Linked DNA regions of Homo sapiens: region 2 is linked to region 1. Evidence: chromatin contacts called from ENCODE Hi-C or POLR2A ChIA-PET data. All regions are on one chromosome and are shown on one strand. The core of a region is the stretch at or near the end of the contact, and the rest is flanking DNA. Distances in the headings are between cores, read along the strand shown. Region 1 holds the start of MIR1915HG (MIR1915 host gene). Region 2 overlaps PIP4K2A (phosphatidylinositol-5-phosphate 4-kinase type 2 alpha).

The links. A loop is a pair of places that touch in the nucleus more often than their neighbours do. ChIA-PET counts read pairs that join two places held with the same protein, here RNA polymerase II (POLR2A). Pooled maps may share reads with other maps.
Region 2: a map with no recorded cell type shows a loop between it and region 1 (4-fold over the local background). The contact joins the enhancer-like site here to the promoter of MIR1915HG in region 1. A Hi-C loop is called at or near these places in 1 of 37 single-sample maps with no recorded cell type and 1 of 50 pooled maps. POLR2A ChIA-PET finds 5 or more read pairs at or near these places in 2 of 52 experiments (PC-3 and T-cell).

The regions. Positions count from the first base shown.
Region 1 is chr10:21,492,908-21,499,583 of GRCh38, reverse strand. MIR1915HG (MIR1915 host gene) reads left to right here and starts at 2,324. Exons shown (of 2, transcript NR_160800.1): 1 at 2,324-2,834; 2 at 3,639-6,676. MIR1915 (microRNA 1915) reads left to right here and starts at 2,943; the gene lies at 2,943-3,022. RefSeq lists silencers at 2,844-3,093, 3,304-3,353, 3,404-3,843, 4,657-4,756 and an enhancer at 4,268-5,061.
Region 2 is chr10:22,598,944-22,605,619 of GRCh38, reverse strand. All of the region lies in intron 3 of PIP4K2A (phosphatidylinositol-5-phosphate 4-kinase type 2 alpha), which reads left to right. Among named protein-coding and RNA genes, the nearest start is that of PIP4K2A, 110 kb to the left of the region's middle. RefSeq lists enhancers at 378-527, 3,985-4,144, 6,446-6,495. Within about 2 kb of position 4,344, at least 6 of the 41 ENCODE cell types and tissues checked have a DNase peak (open chromatin) inside an H3K27ac peak, as active enhancers do.

The DNA of each region.
Region 1 (6,676 bases), core at 1,075-3,574:
AGGGTTGAACGTGGGGGCATGTCAACTGGACCCAGACCTGGTCATACTTCTCCTCTGGTGACAAATCAGGGTGCTTCCAACACGAAAACAGAAAATAGAAATGTAACATTCAACTGGACGAATTAATTTTTGACGGATTTACGGTATGATTTCCTTTCAAGCAGTATTCATTGGTTCTTTCCATCCACAGTGCGGTCCAAAGACAGAAATATAAACAAGCACTTTATGCTTTGCGGAAACCCCTTAACAGTATCTCCCAAAGAAAGATCAAGACACTTTGTGAATTTTCCCCAGATAATGCCTCATATTCCGAATGACTGATCAGAGAACTCCGGTATTGTTAAATAAAATGAGAGGAAGGCGAGTGACGTGGGAGTCGAACAATGGCATTTCTGAATCTGTTTGCTTGATTGACATTTGGGAGCTTCATGACCCCAGAGAATAGGACTCATTACGGTGAATACACCAAAACATCAACCAAGATTAGAACTCTAGATGCTGTTTTAATCCCATTCCAGTCCAAATTATAGTGGGAAAATATAAAATCCAAGTGCAGAGAATCACTCCGTTATATATTGACCTAAAGTTTTAATTGTACTAAGGGGGAAATAAAAGTGGAAACCCTCTATACTTTCCAGAATTTTAGATAGAGCACTGACAGGGAAAATGCATGGATTTGGTAGCGGAGGTACTAAGAATATTTGTGTGGTATACAACATGTCATACTTGGGAGACACTTTATTGGAAAAATAAGTAGAGAGTTTTTTGTATGTATGAGAAAAATATCATAACCATTTCCACTTAAAAAGTGAAGATCATTCTGATGCCCCAAAATAACTGAGGCTAAGAAATAATTAGATACCTTAAAGCTACAGTCTAAATTTCCATGACTGTTTGGAAGACTTCTCTCCAACGCGGGAGGGGAATTTGTTTTTTAATGTCAAAGGTTGTGTTAGCATGTACATTTAACCCAGGAAATTGTGAGAACTCTCTTCAACTCAAGTTGGAAAAAGGGAATGTGTTTGAGCAAAGTCTATTTTTAACAACAGAAAAGTGTGAGTTAAAGTGGACTGTGTGTTAGGTTGGGAATATAATCCATGGCAACTTCACTATACAAGTATTTTTGATTCTTCAGTGGAACTCATCCTCAAATTTTAGTAACTTGAAAAATTGAAGTCTTAAGTATTGTGTATTAAACTGAACCAAGAGATCACAGAAAGACAAAGCTATGGTAAAAGATGTTATAGTTATATTCTCATAGATTTAGTAGGAAAATCACAGCAAAGGAAATGCACCAGGAAGATATGAAATAGAGGAAATATGTTACAAATAATGAAATAGAAGGAGTTGCTGCACAATATAGCTTCACAATCTTATATTTTGAGGGGTAGGTTTTAATGAGAAGCCTCTGCATTGCATGGGAACTGGGAGTCGTAAGAATTATTTATGCAGTAAGAAGGAAAAAAATTAATTATTAGGAGCTCAATAATCACCAAATAAACTCTGAGCTTGGAGGTTAAAAATAGACGGCTATCTTCATGTTCAATTATACAGTATCAATTACTAATACAACTGATGTTTCAGTGTCTCAGCGAGAACAGATACCATCTTCTATGGAGATATCTTGGTATTAATTAATGACTGCTTTATTCTCATTATTCACAAGGAAAAATAGGGGTCGTGTCACATTAAAATTAAGATTATCTTAGTTTATCTGGGCTCTTAAACAAAGATCATTCAAAGTAATTATACTTTGAATTAATCGAGGTAGGCAATTTATCTCGTTATTTTTTTTTGTTCAAAGACAGGAAAATAAAGATCAGAAATAAGCAAAGTTTCATTTTGAAGATAGAAAGAACCAAACAAACATGTCTTGACTTTTGCAGTATTTCCCTTGCTAAAGGGGGAATGAGGGAACTGTAAAAGACGTGACTTTGCAAAGTCAAGTCCTTTTTAAAAGACTCGGATCGAAATTCTTGCTATGCAACAAGGATTCAAGTTTGATTAATTTTCTGCAAGCGACGTGACAGCGGTGTTTTAAAAGATTAATTAAAATTGAAGTGATACGGAGCAGGAATTCAACCTGCAGAGGCGTCCCTGGCGCCTTGGGGGGCTTTGTAAGCGAGTCCCAAGCCCGAACTGCGGGCTTTCCCGAGCCTGGGACGCAACTCCCCGTCTCCTGGAGAGGAACGCGGAATTTGGCAGGGCGCCCGCCTGGCCGCCTGGCATCCTGAGCTGGCCGCCAGCTCTCGGGGGGTGGGGACTGGGTGTGTCCTGGGGAACCCGCTGCCGAGAGAGCAGCTAGCGCAGCTCGCGACGAGCCATTGAGGACCAGGGTCGCGCCGAGAGGCCGGAGGGGGCTCCAGGCAGCCTGGAGCTGACGGCGCCGGGCTGCGTCCTCTTCACCTGGGGGTGGGGGGTGGGGGCACGTACTTTGTGACCAGGATGGTGCCGAGCCCCCTCTACGGCGGGAGCTTGCAGGGGTGCGGGGGTGTGACTGGCGCTCCGCGGACTCGTGTCCACAGTACAGAGGACATGTAGGGTTCGGCCGGGGCGCGGCTGCACCGGGGCCTGCCTCGCGGACCTGGACTCGGGACTCCGGGCGGCCCTGCCTGGTGCCATTGCCTCAGCCAAGTCTCCCACCTCTCTGCTCGGTTTCCCGCCCCACCTTTCCCCTACTACCGCATCCCTGTCCCCTCGCTTCCCTCCGCGATGTCTCCATCCGAGTAAGAAACGAAGCTGAACGCATTGGTAACTGTGCTCAAGAAGATGCAATCGCGGGAGCCCTCAGGGTGGCGCACGGCGGAGAGGCGACGCGGGTGGCGCTGCAGAGGGTACGGTGGGGGGCGGGGAAGAGGGGGGCGTTCGTGTGCAATTAGCCTCCCCAGGGCGCGGACCACGGTGTCCCCTTCTCTCCAGCTGGGGGTCTCGGGTCCTGGCGCTGAGAGGCCGCACCTTGCCTTGCTGCCCGGGCCGTGCACCCGTGGGCCCCAGGGCGACGCGGCGGGGGCGGCCCTAGCGACCTGCGGCGGCGCCGGGAAAGCCCTGCCTCTGCAGCGGGTCCCAGGGGTCGGGGCCTGGAAGGGTCCCTGGGAATGCTCCGCGCCGAGAAGGCTCTGTGGTTTCTCCTCCCCCACACGTCTCCCTCTCCTCCCCTCTTCCCGGGGACCTCAGAGGTGGCGGGGAAGTGGGAAGGGAGGCGGGCTTGCAGACCGTGCAGGCTGGGGAGCCGGAGCTCGGGAGTTGGGGGAGTCCGAGTGAGAACGGAAGCGCGTGGACGCGATGGAAGGGGCCGGGGGAAAGGGGGACGGCACTGGGGAGGGCTGGGGTGCGGGGCAGGCGACAGTCCCTTCCCCTCCGAGCGGCGCGGGGGACCTCTTCCCCGGGGAACCCCCACCCAGCCGTTCCCAACCTCGAGAACAAAGGGTCTGGGAAGCACGGTCGGGGTCGGGGAGCGGAGGTGGAGGGAGGCAGGAAGGCAGGCGGTGGGGGCAGGGGAGGGCGCCTCCCCACGTTTCCTCTCGCGGCCGAATGATGGAAAGCTCCCTCCAGCAAACGCCTCACTGAGGCCGCTTCTGAATCCGGGAGGGTTCGGGTTCGTTACCTAACGGCTGCACTTCGCTCCCTTCCTCCCCCAGCGTCCCCACCCCCTCCGGGGACCGGGGCCCCGGAGCTGCCAGGCCCGCTGCACGCGGCGGCGCGGGAGAAACCACGGGGCAGCAGCGCCCCCTGCAGGTGCCGGGCGCCTCCGCAGCCGCTGCGCGGACCCGACTCTTAAGGTGGCACCACCGGGTTCCCAGCCCGCGCGCAACCCGCAGCCCTGGCTCCATCCGCCGCACTTCTCCCTGTAGCGGCGGGCCTGACCGTCCGGAACGGCCGGAGTGTGCTGATGCCTGCTGCTATCTGCTTGATCCCTTCACCCTACCTCTCATCCAGGACTTCTTCCGCGGATGCGCAGCTAGCGATTTCGACAGGCGAGATTGAAAATTCCGGGCGAGTATATGAGGTTGAGTAAGTCCCGCTTCAGGGAGGAACGACCAGAATGACATTTCTTTAAGCCTAAATCAAACTTTTATTTTCGTTTATAAAAAGCAGAAGGCCAGCAGGAAAGGGTCGCGGAGGACTGGCACATCCACAACCGTAGGACTCTTGGATCCAAGTTTTTAGGCTGAGACTGGGCGGTCCGGGGTTCTCCTTCGGCGCTCACACCCCGCAAACTCGTGGGCAGTGCAGTGCTGGAGGCCGGGGGCAGTGGCGGACCCGCAGGGTAACCTTGTCTCGCGCACCTCCCGAGCCCCCAGCAGCCCACTCTCGTCCGAATGCTTTGTTTATTTGGTGACACCAGGGAACGTGGAGAAGAAGATCGAAGTTCAGTTTTTCTTTTTTCTTTATTTTAAATATTTTTCTTAACTAAATGGTATGTTTATGTGAACCCATCATCTCTTGGAATTAAGTGTCCTCAGCGAACTCCAGATTCCTAGGGGAAACCTACGTGCCCAGAGCAGGAAACGCACAAGTCAATTCAGGTTCCGGTGCCATCCGCAGTAAATTCCCTTCCTTTTGCTCCAAATTCCTCCTCTGCGTCCAGGAGAGGGACCCCCGGGACTCCCGCACACCCAGGACCGGGAGCGGCAGAGCAGAGGGCGGGTGCGAGGGCGCGAGGGAAGGGAGGCGGCCTGCGGACCTGGGGCGCGCAGTTTCCCGGCTCCGTGGGAACCTCCAACCCCGGGGCGCGCGGCCTAGGCTCCGCCCTGCCAGGCTTGGGGCCGAGCGGCCCACCTAGTGGGTCCTGACCTGGGGAAGCCGAGTCCGCGCGCGGGTCGGGCCGCGACGAGGGAAGCTCGCCTGGGCAAGTGCCGCGCGGGGTCAGACCCACCCCAGGGGTTGCAAACCGCAAGCGAAAGTCGAGAGGGGCTGGAGCTTTCCCTCTGATCCGTTTTACACTGTGAAAACCGCAGGCCTGTCGCCTAGGCGGCCACTTTTAAATTGGGAAGCAAATAGACGAAAAACCAAAACAAACGTACGAGCTGACTTTTCCCAGCTAAGTTTCCCCTCAATAAAAAGCCCGCTTTCTGGGAAAGACAGAAACTGATCCGCGCTCACGATTGCTTTCTTGGAGATTCTGGGGGCACTGGGGCGCGCAGGAGGCGCGGCGACAACCCCAGCGCGCATGGGGCAGCCTGGACTGTGCCCCTCTTACCAAGCTCCTTCCCAGGCTTCTCCGTGCTTCTCTCTCCACTGGGGTCCCGCCTCTCCACGGGTCACGCCGAGGCTATATGCTGCTTGCAAGGGGTCCGCGCTTTCTCGTTCGGCGGGAAAGGCACATGTTGGAGCTCGATGTTGGGGCTCAGGGTGTGGTTGATTTGTCTGCTGATCTGGGTTTCTTCCCAGCACCGGGCAGGAAGTGTAGGAGTTTGGGTCGCCAGTCCAGGGACTCGGGAAACTTCCAGGCCAACCAGAAGAAACACTTGCAGACACCTTTCGAATGTCACAGTTTTCCCCAGGGGAAAAAGCAGAAGTTGCTGGGCACATCACCCAGCACCCGGGCAAACTCTCCACTTACCTCGCGCCCTGCTAGGGGGTGTTGGGGGCCCTCCGGGAACCCCTAGATGAGCAAGCAAAGTTGCAAGAAGTGGGGTGGGGAACGCTCACCCGATAAACCATGCACCAAACTTAATCAGCCTGTAATGCTTACTCTAAATCTAGGCCCATCTAGGCCAGGTGGGCTGAGTCTTGGGATAGTGGGTGTCTCCTTCCTATGTTGATACATTAAGGATTCCATATGGACAATTATTTTTAGTCAAATTTGTGGTCCTGGAGATAGAAAGAGGAGAAGAAGAGAGAAGAAAGACAGAAGAGCTTTATTGTTCTTTTTTTTTTTTTTTTTTTTTTGAGATGGAGTCTCGCCCTGTTGTCCAGGCTGGAGTACAGTGGCGCCATCTTGGCTAACTGCAACCTCCACCTCCCCGGTTCAAGCAATTCTCCTACCTCAGCCTCCTGAGTAGCTGGGACTACAGGCAGCCGCCACCATGACCAGCTAATTTTTTTTTTTACTTTTAGTAGAGATGGGGTTTCACCATGTTAGCCAGGATGGTCTCGAACTCCTGACCTTGTGATCCGCCCACCTCAGCCTCCCTAGGTGCTGGGATTACAGGCGTGAGCAACCACCCGGCCTTATTGTTCTTATATTAAAACAAAAGAACCTAGAAAAAATTGCTTGGTTAAATTGTAGAGAGGAAGGGAGGGAAGGAAAATGAAGGCTTTTCTTCTTTGTTCTTTAAAAGTCCAAGCACTTTCTTTCAGAATCAAAATGTAGAGAGGCAGTCAGTCTTGGAGCATGCTTTTGCATTTTAGGATACTACTCATTAATTCAGTTTTAAAGCATTCACTGGGTTGAGCACAATTTTAAAAAGGTTCTGACTCACCCAGATCCTGTTTGAAGCTCAACTCATTTTGATTGAAAGAGATTTGAGACAAGAATTTCAGAAGAGAAAAATGTGTGTTACACCTGGACATATATACACATGTAACAGGGATTGTATTCCTTCTAGTCTAAGACAAGAGATTCTATGGTAAATTATTTAAAAAAATTAGTTTTTTTTCTAGCATTGTATTGTCACCAGAAAGAAGAGTGCTGAATTCTCTGTTTCTGCATTTCCCAATAATAAATCTCCTA
Region 2 (6,676 bases), core at 3,095-5,594, 1.1 Mb before region 1:
CTTTCTATTTCTTGTCATAATCAATTCTGTCAAATGAGATCCAAAATGAACCCATTATGGTCTGAGTTCTGCACTGCAGCAGAGAAAAGTAGTTTTTAAAATTTCCTCAAATGACCAATTTAGTTGCTGAAATGCAAAGACATGAACTGGTTTTCCTTCCCTTTTTTTCGCCCTACAAAGAAAACTACGTAAGTTGATATTGAAGTCAGTACAAATTGCTGAGTACAAACTTTGAAAGAAAATTAGGCAAGTGGAGGATGATTCACAAGTAACTAATTGGCAAGTCCGTTAAACTCTTCACATGAGAGCTCCCTGTTGGGGAGAGTGGTGTGAGTGTGATTAATCATTCGAACACTCCTCCTTTCCTTAGCTCTGCCTGCTGCTTTCTCTTTGGCAACTGTATTTCTATTAAAAAAAGAAAAAAAAGAAAGAAAAAGTGTGTATTCAGAGTCACTTCAGTACTGCAGAGGTATACTCTTCTTCCCTCCTCAGTCGTATATTTCTTTCCCAGTGTCTGTACCTCTTAAAATTCTTCAGTAGGGTCAGGGACCCTGAGTTCCAGCTGAAAACAGGATCGTAAATCTGGGGCTGTATCCCAGTCTTTTGGCTACTTGGTTTGGAAGAAAGGAGGGTCGTTGTGACAGCTCTGGCTCCAGGGTCACCTCGCAGGCCCCTGTATACTGCAGGGATTCAGGCGGCAGGCGGGCAGGGGCCAGGACCTGGGGCTTCAGCTGCCTGGCACATTGTTACTGCCCAGACAGTTCAATCCTCATGCCCAGTTCAAGTAACAGGTATCATTTGGCACATGTGGCGCCAAATGACTAAAAGCAACCTTGTTTTCCTCTCCTGGAGCTTGCCAATGTGCCTTTGCTGAGTAGAGTCTCCCACCGGCCGCCTCTGTCACTCCTGGGTACTGGCTGCTGAAGACTGCGTATATCGGAAAAAAACCAACTCTCTTTCTGAGCTTATCAATGTGAGCTGCTTTTTGAATACTCTTTCCCAACTGACTTGGAAAGTAGGATCAGTGACCTAGGCTCTCATAGTGTTTTGGAGGACACTGGATAGCTGAAGGGGAACAGGCATTGCCTGCTGTGTTTATTTTTCCAAACTGCTTGCATTTTGGACAAGCGGCTCTAAATCAATGTGGTGGTTAGGGGCTCCATCGTCTGGTTTATCTCGTATTCAGACCTTTCCATTCAGCCAAGTGGGTAAATGGTCCCGACTTGTCTTGTTTGTGTGACCACCTTTTTGCTACACCTGAAAAAAGTAGGTATTGGTCTGTGGAGACCACTCTGATTAAAGCAGAGCATGGTTAAGTAGTAACCTATGCAGTTGACCCCTACTGGTGAATTTAAACTTCTTAAAAAGTTTTTAAGATAAATGAAAAGGATAATGAAATGAAAAATGAAAACATTCCTGCTTTCTCAGTAAACATTTGTATCTTTCCTCTGGTTTTGATTTCTGGAATATCTTTTAAAAATGACTTTTCCTTGTTGTTAAAGACAAATTCAAAGAACAATTCTAGAATATCCATTGTTAATAACAGTACCACAGTACCATGTAACATACATATGTAAACCTCTGTGTGTGTGTGTGTGTGTGTGTGTGTGCGTGCGCGCGTGTGTGCTCGCGCATGTGTGTAACCAGTGCTTCTAGATTCAGAACTTTTTCCAATTCATTAGGGCATTTTTAAATTGCATGATAGGTTTGTAATATGCTCAGGGTTGAATCAGTGTGTCATCAAGGTTCTGATCATTGTTTGGCCAGCATGATATCCATCGTCATACTTTAAAGGTGTGTTTCAGGATGAATGCTGCCTGGGAGGCCTGTTCTGTGACTATAGCCGCAGTCCTGTGTCTACCATTACCACTGCCCCCTTAAGCCCTGATCACCCTGAGGTCTGGGATTTCATGCATAATTATCCAGTCAAAGTATTTGTTTGTACCTACCACATGTCAGGCTCTGTGCTAGCCGTTTTAGGGAATGCAGAGAGAAGAAAGGGTGAAGCATCACTTTCTTTAAAAACTATTGCATACCAGATTCTGTATTAGATGCTAACGAGATTTACAGAAACCCAGCATCTTGATTTGTAATGTTCTTCATGAAAATCTGCACCCCTCTTTCCAGTCTCTTATACTCATTTGATCGTCTCTTATGTTTATACCCAGAGAGACTGGAAAGAGGGGTGCAGATTTTCATGAAGAACATTAAACAGCCCTGGGAAGTCAAACGGAGGCTTCAGTTACATTTAGTAGCTGCCAGAGAGGGTTGCCTCCCAGAAACCAAAAAGTTATGCAGGAGGGAGCTGATGCTGTTAAACCTAAATAGACCACACATTTGAAAGTGAGGCCTCTTGTTCACTGTGGAGGATAATACCAGGTTTGCTTTTCCCCTACTGTGACTCCTGAATTAGAATCCCTCATTATTGACATCTGATGCCCTTTCTTCTTTGTGTTTGTAACAGAGAATTCTAATTTTAAAATAATTAATTTTAAGAGCTAACATTTTAAACTTTTGATATTCTTATTTCAAGTTTAGAAATAAAATTCTAAAGTGTTAAGACCTTCAGTGTATACTAAACTTGAAGTGGGGCAGCAGGAATTCTGCCTTTATCTCTAGAATATCAAGTCTATCCTCTGAAACTTTCACTTGTAGATTTCTCACTTTTGACTTTAAACTGCCTGAGGGCAGGAGCAGTGTTTGTGTTTGCTGGCTGCCTGTCACCCGTTGAGCACAATGCTGGGCTCAGCAGGCACTTAAGAAATATTTGCAGTCAGGACAGTGGCCACACCTGTAATCCCAGCTACTCAGGTGGCCAGTGCAGGAGGATCTCTTGAGCCCAGGAGTTCGAGACCAGCCTGGGCAACACAGTGAGACACCATCTCTAAAAACATGAAAAATAAATAAGTAAATAAGAAATACTTGTGAAAGAGAGTGAGGGCTAATGGGGACTTTGAAGAGAAGTGAACTCTCTGGGCCCAAGCGGAAGGCAGGAGAGCCCATGAAATGTGAAGGTATTTGGATGGTGGCAGAATAGTGGGAGATAAAGATGTTAAAATAGCAAGAAACACAAAGACACCAGGGACACTGGGCCGATTCTGCTGCCAGCGAGCAGCCCTGTGGGTTTTGCTCAGGGGAATGGCAATGTCATGACATCTGTATTTTCTTTTCTTTTCTTTTTTCTTTTTCTTTCTTTCTTTTCTTTTCTTTTCTTTTTTTTTTTTTATAGACAGAGTTTCACTCTGTTGCCCAGGCTGGAGTACAGTGGCACAATCTTGGCTCACTGCAGCCTCCCAACTCCTGGGCTCAATCGATCCTGCCACTTCAGCCCCCTGAGTACCTGGGACTACAGGTATGTGCCACTATGCCCAGCTAAGTTTTGTAATTTTTGAAGACACAGGGTTTTGCCATGTTGCCCAGGCTGGTCTCGAACTCCTGGGCTCAAGCGATCCACCCACCTTAGCCTCCCAAAGTACTGGGATTACAGATGTGAGCCACTGCACCCACCCGAGGTCTGTATTTTCTAAAGATAACTGCATTGTAATTTATAGAATGCATAGAAGGGAGATAAGGAAATCAGGAGGCCATGAAATCCCAGTGAGCCAAGCCTCCGTCACCCACCATGTAAAGCACGGAGCAGCTTGAAAAGACATTGAGAGAAGTAAACCCACAGGTTCAGTGGCCAGTGGCAAAGGACAAGAGCCACAGAGGCACTGGGACCTGAAAGCTAAGAGAGCAGGGATGCGGGTCACAGAGGGAGGGATGTTTGGGGCTACAGGTGGATAGAAAGGAAGATGGAGTTGAGTTTTTGACCTGTTGACTTACCGTAGTGGTAGGATACCTGGTGAGGCTTGTGGCCTGCATTGGGCATTCTGGGTCACAACTCTGAATGAGGTTGGAGCAGAGGTCCAGCTGTGGTGAGGATTGGCACAGTCGTGCTTGTGGGACTCCTCCTTGGTCCAACTCTAATGCTCAACCTACACCATCACCCCTGTGCTTGCTCCTCTAATGCCTAAGCACTGTCATTCCTTTATCACTAGTAGTTGCCTGTTGGGTTTGCTCCATTTGTCCTCACAGGTTAGCTGCCCTGGAAGGAAACTCCACCCTGCTCAGAGACGCACTGAGGCTGAGACCCAAGGGAGGCCCCTCTCTGATTGGACAGCCTCTTGATAGACTGGGGGAAGCTCCCTCACAGCCCATCAGGGTCAGCAGGCATTTCTTGCACTGTTTCAAGTCCTGTTTATGAACTGAGCAAATTACTGTTCCTACCACCACCTGCCCCCACCTGGGACCCCAGGCTTCCTGTTAGCCTGTGTTTCCCGCCTCAAACCTGCTTTGGGTTTTGCCTCGTGGCTTTTGACAGAGAGCTGACAGCCAGTCATCCTTGCTACTGGGTGCTTCTCTCCAGGTTAAACGCTGTGTTTACCGTGAGCCTTGGGGACATGTTCCTGGTTTGTTTTTTTTTTTTTTTTTTTTTTTTTTTTTTTTTGAGACAGTCTCGCTCTGTTGCCCAGGCTGGGTCCCTGGTGTTTTAATCATCGTGAAACAGCAGCTGAGATTTAGAAGATGATCTCATGGCACTCTGTGAAGTTTCTGCAACTCTGTTGCTTTCTCTGTTGGTCATTGCCTTTCATTTTTATATTCTTTTTTTCTGATAAGTTGTTTCATTATTGATAAGTGTTAAATTGCACTGTGTCTTGCTCCCCTCTATAATGAAAGCTATTCTTCACTTGAGATCACAGCTTAGATTTTCTTTGAAATTCCCCAAGAGCTTAACACAGGGCTTTGAACACAGTGGGCATTTAATAAATCCTTGATGATGATGTTCAAGTTCCACATTGGTCTTCAACTCTCTGGCGGGGTCAGAGGACCATCTGTGCTCGCTCAGATATGTCAACTGCAGACCCAGAAAGCAGCCTTCTCCAGACAAGTTGCTCCTGTCTCCTGGGCCGTGTGATTCGAGGCATGTAATCATAATCCTGAGCTGTCAGCAGGGCAGTGATTGGTTTCCAGATTTCCAGTCCATGAAACAGGTAGCCAGGGTTGGGGAAAAGAATATTTCCGGGAAGTTAGGAGGCCTGGTTGAGTCTTGGATCTTCAGTGACTGATGCTGTGACCATGAGATACTCACTCACCCCTGGTGGGTCTCAGTTTCCTCATCCATAACATGAGGAGAGGGACACAGTGCTCTCTCCGGCCCCCCAGCTGTCAGGTCTCTAAATCTATTACTGTGCCACCGTGAGGAGATGGCTGTCACGTGAGTTCTGCACGGTATTGGCATGTTCCCTTATACGAGGGTGGCTTTACACATTTGAGCATGGCAAAGTTTAAGTGGCCCCTCTTTCAACCAAAAATGAAAACTTTTCATACATGATTTTTAGCAGAATGTATACAAACGACCATCAAAATGGAAAAAAAAAACAAATTATACAAGACTTACGTGATTAGTTCAAGAGAATTAAATATGCAAAATGCTTGGTTGTTTAAAAAATGCAGGGAAAAGTAACTGTTACTAAATGAGGACACTTTTATGAGAGAGAGAAAAGATTGGCGGTAAGAATGAGCTAATTAAATTGACATTTATGTTTCCTTCCCCCTTCTGGGGGCTCCACTAATCCTGGACCTCCGACTGCGGAAATAAACATCTTCAGCGCAGACGTTTAGAGGAAGGGGGAAAGGACAGCATCGTTAATCCTTTTCTTAAGGGAAAGGACAATAAATTTCCAGTTATAAATGTAAAAAGGCATTACAGAGGGAGCTTCATCTATCATTGCCTTCCTTTATTTGCTGTTGAGAGGACCGAGATAGCACCAGAGCCTCAAACAGCTTTTGTGGTTTGAGCTAGGATAGTGTAAGGTAGGAAAGGTATTTGGCTATGGGAAAAGTACATTTATTCACCACGTTGCAAAATAGGCGAAAATGAACTAAATTGTCATACTCTTACCTGCCCTGCATCATACAGCTTTGCCCTAGAACTTGAATGTTTGTCCAACTGTTCGTTTTTCTCTAGCTCCCTATGCTAGGAGCAAACTTAGAAGCAACATTTATTGGCTGTGATGTGTCCACTGCAATCGTGTATGGGTGCTGGCCTGAGTAGAGAGCACTTGCCAGGTCACCTCACTCATCCAGAGACAGCCTCATGGTGGATGAGTGTGTCTAGGCTAGGGCACTTGAAAGATCAATGTTTGGGCCAGTCACAAACACCTGTGTAATGTATGGTTACATCCATATGAAATGTCCAGAATGGGCAGATATATAGAGACAAAGATCAGTGGCCTTTCTAGGCTGGGGGATAGGGGAAGGAATGGGAGTGATTGCAGATAGGTTCAGGTTTCTTTTTGGAGTCATGAAAATGCTCTAAAAATGATTGTGGTCATGGTTGCATGATTTGGTGAAAACATTAAAAACTGTTGAGTTGTATACTTTAAATAGGTGAGTCATATGATATGTGAGTCATATCTCAAGGAAGAAGAATGCTTGGAGTTTGAAACTCGTTTAATTTATTCAGTAAGAGACGTTTTTTTCCCAAAAGGTTGAAACTAGTTTAATTTATTCGATAAGAGACAGTTTTTCCCAAAGTTGATTTTGGCTGTTGTTGTTTTTTTGGGATGGGTTATGGTATCAGTATTTTTATTTAGAACAGGTGACTTTAACTAATTTCGTAATTTATAATATG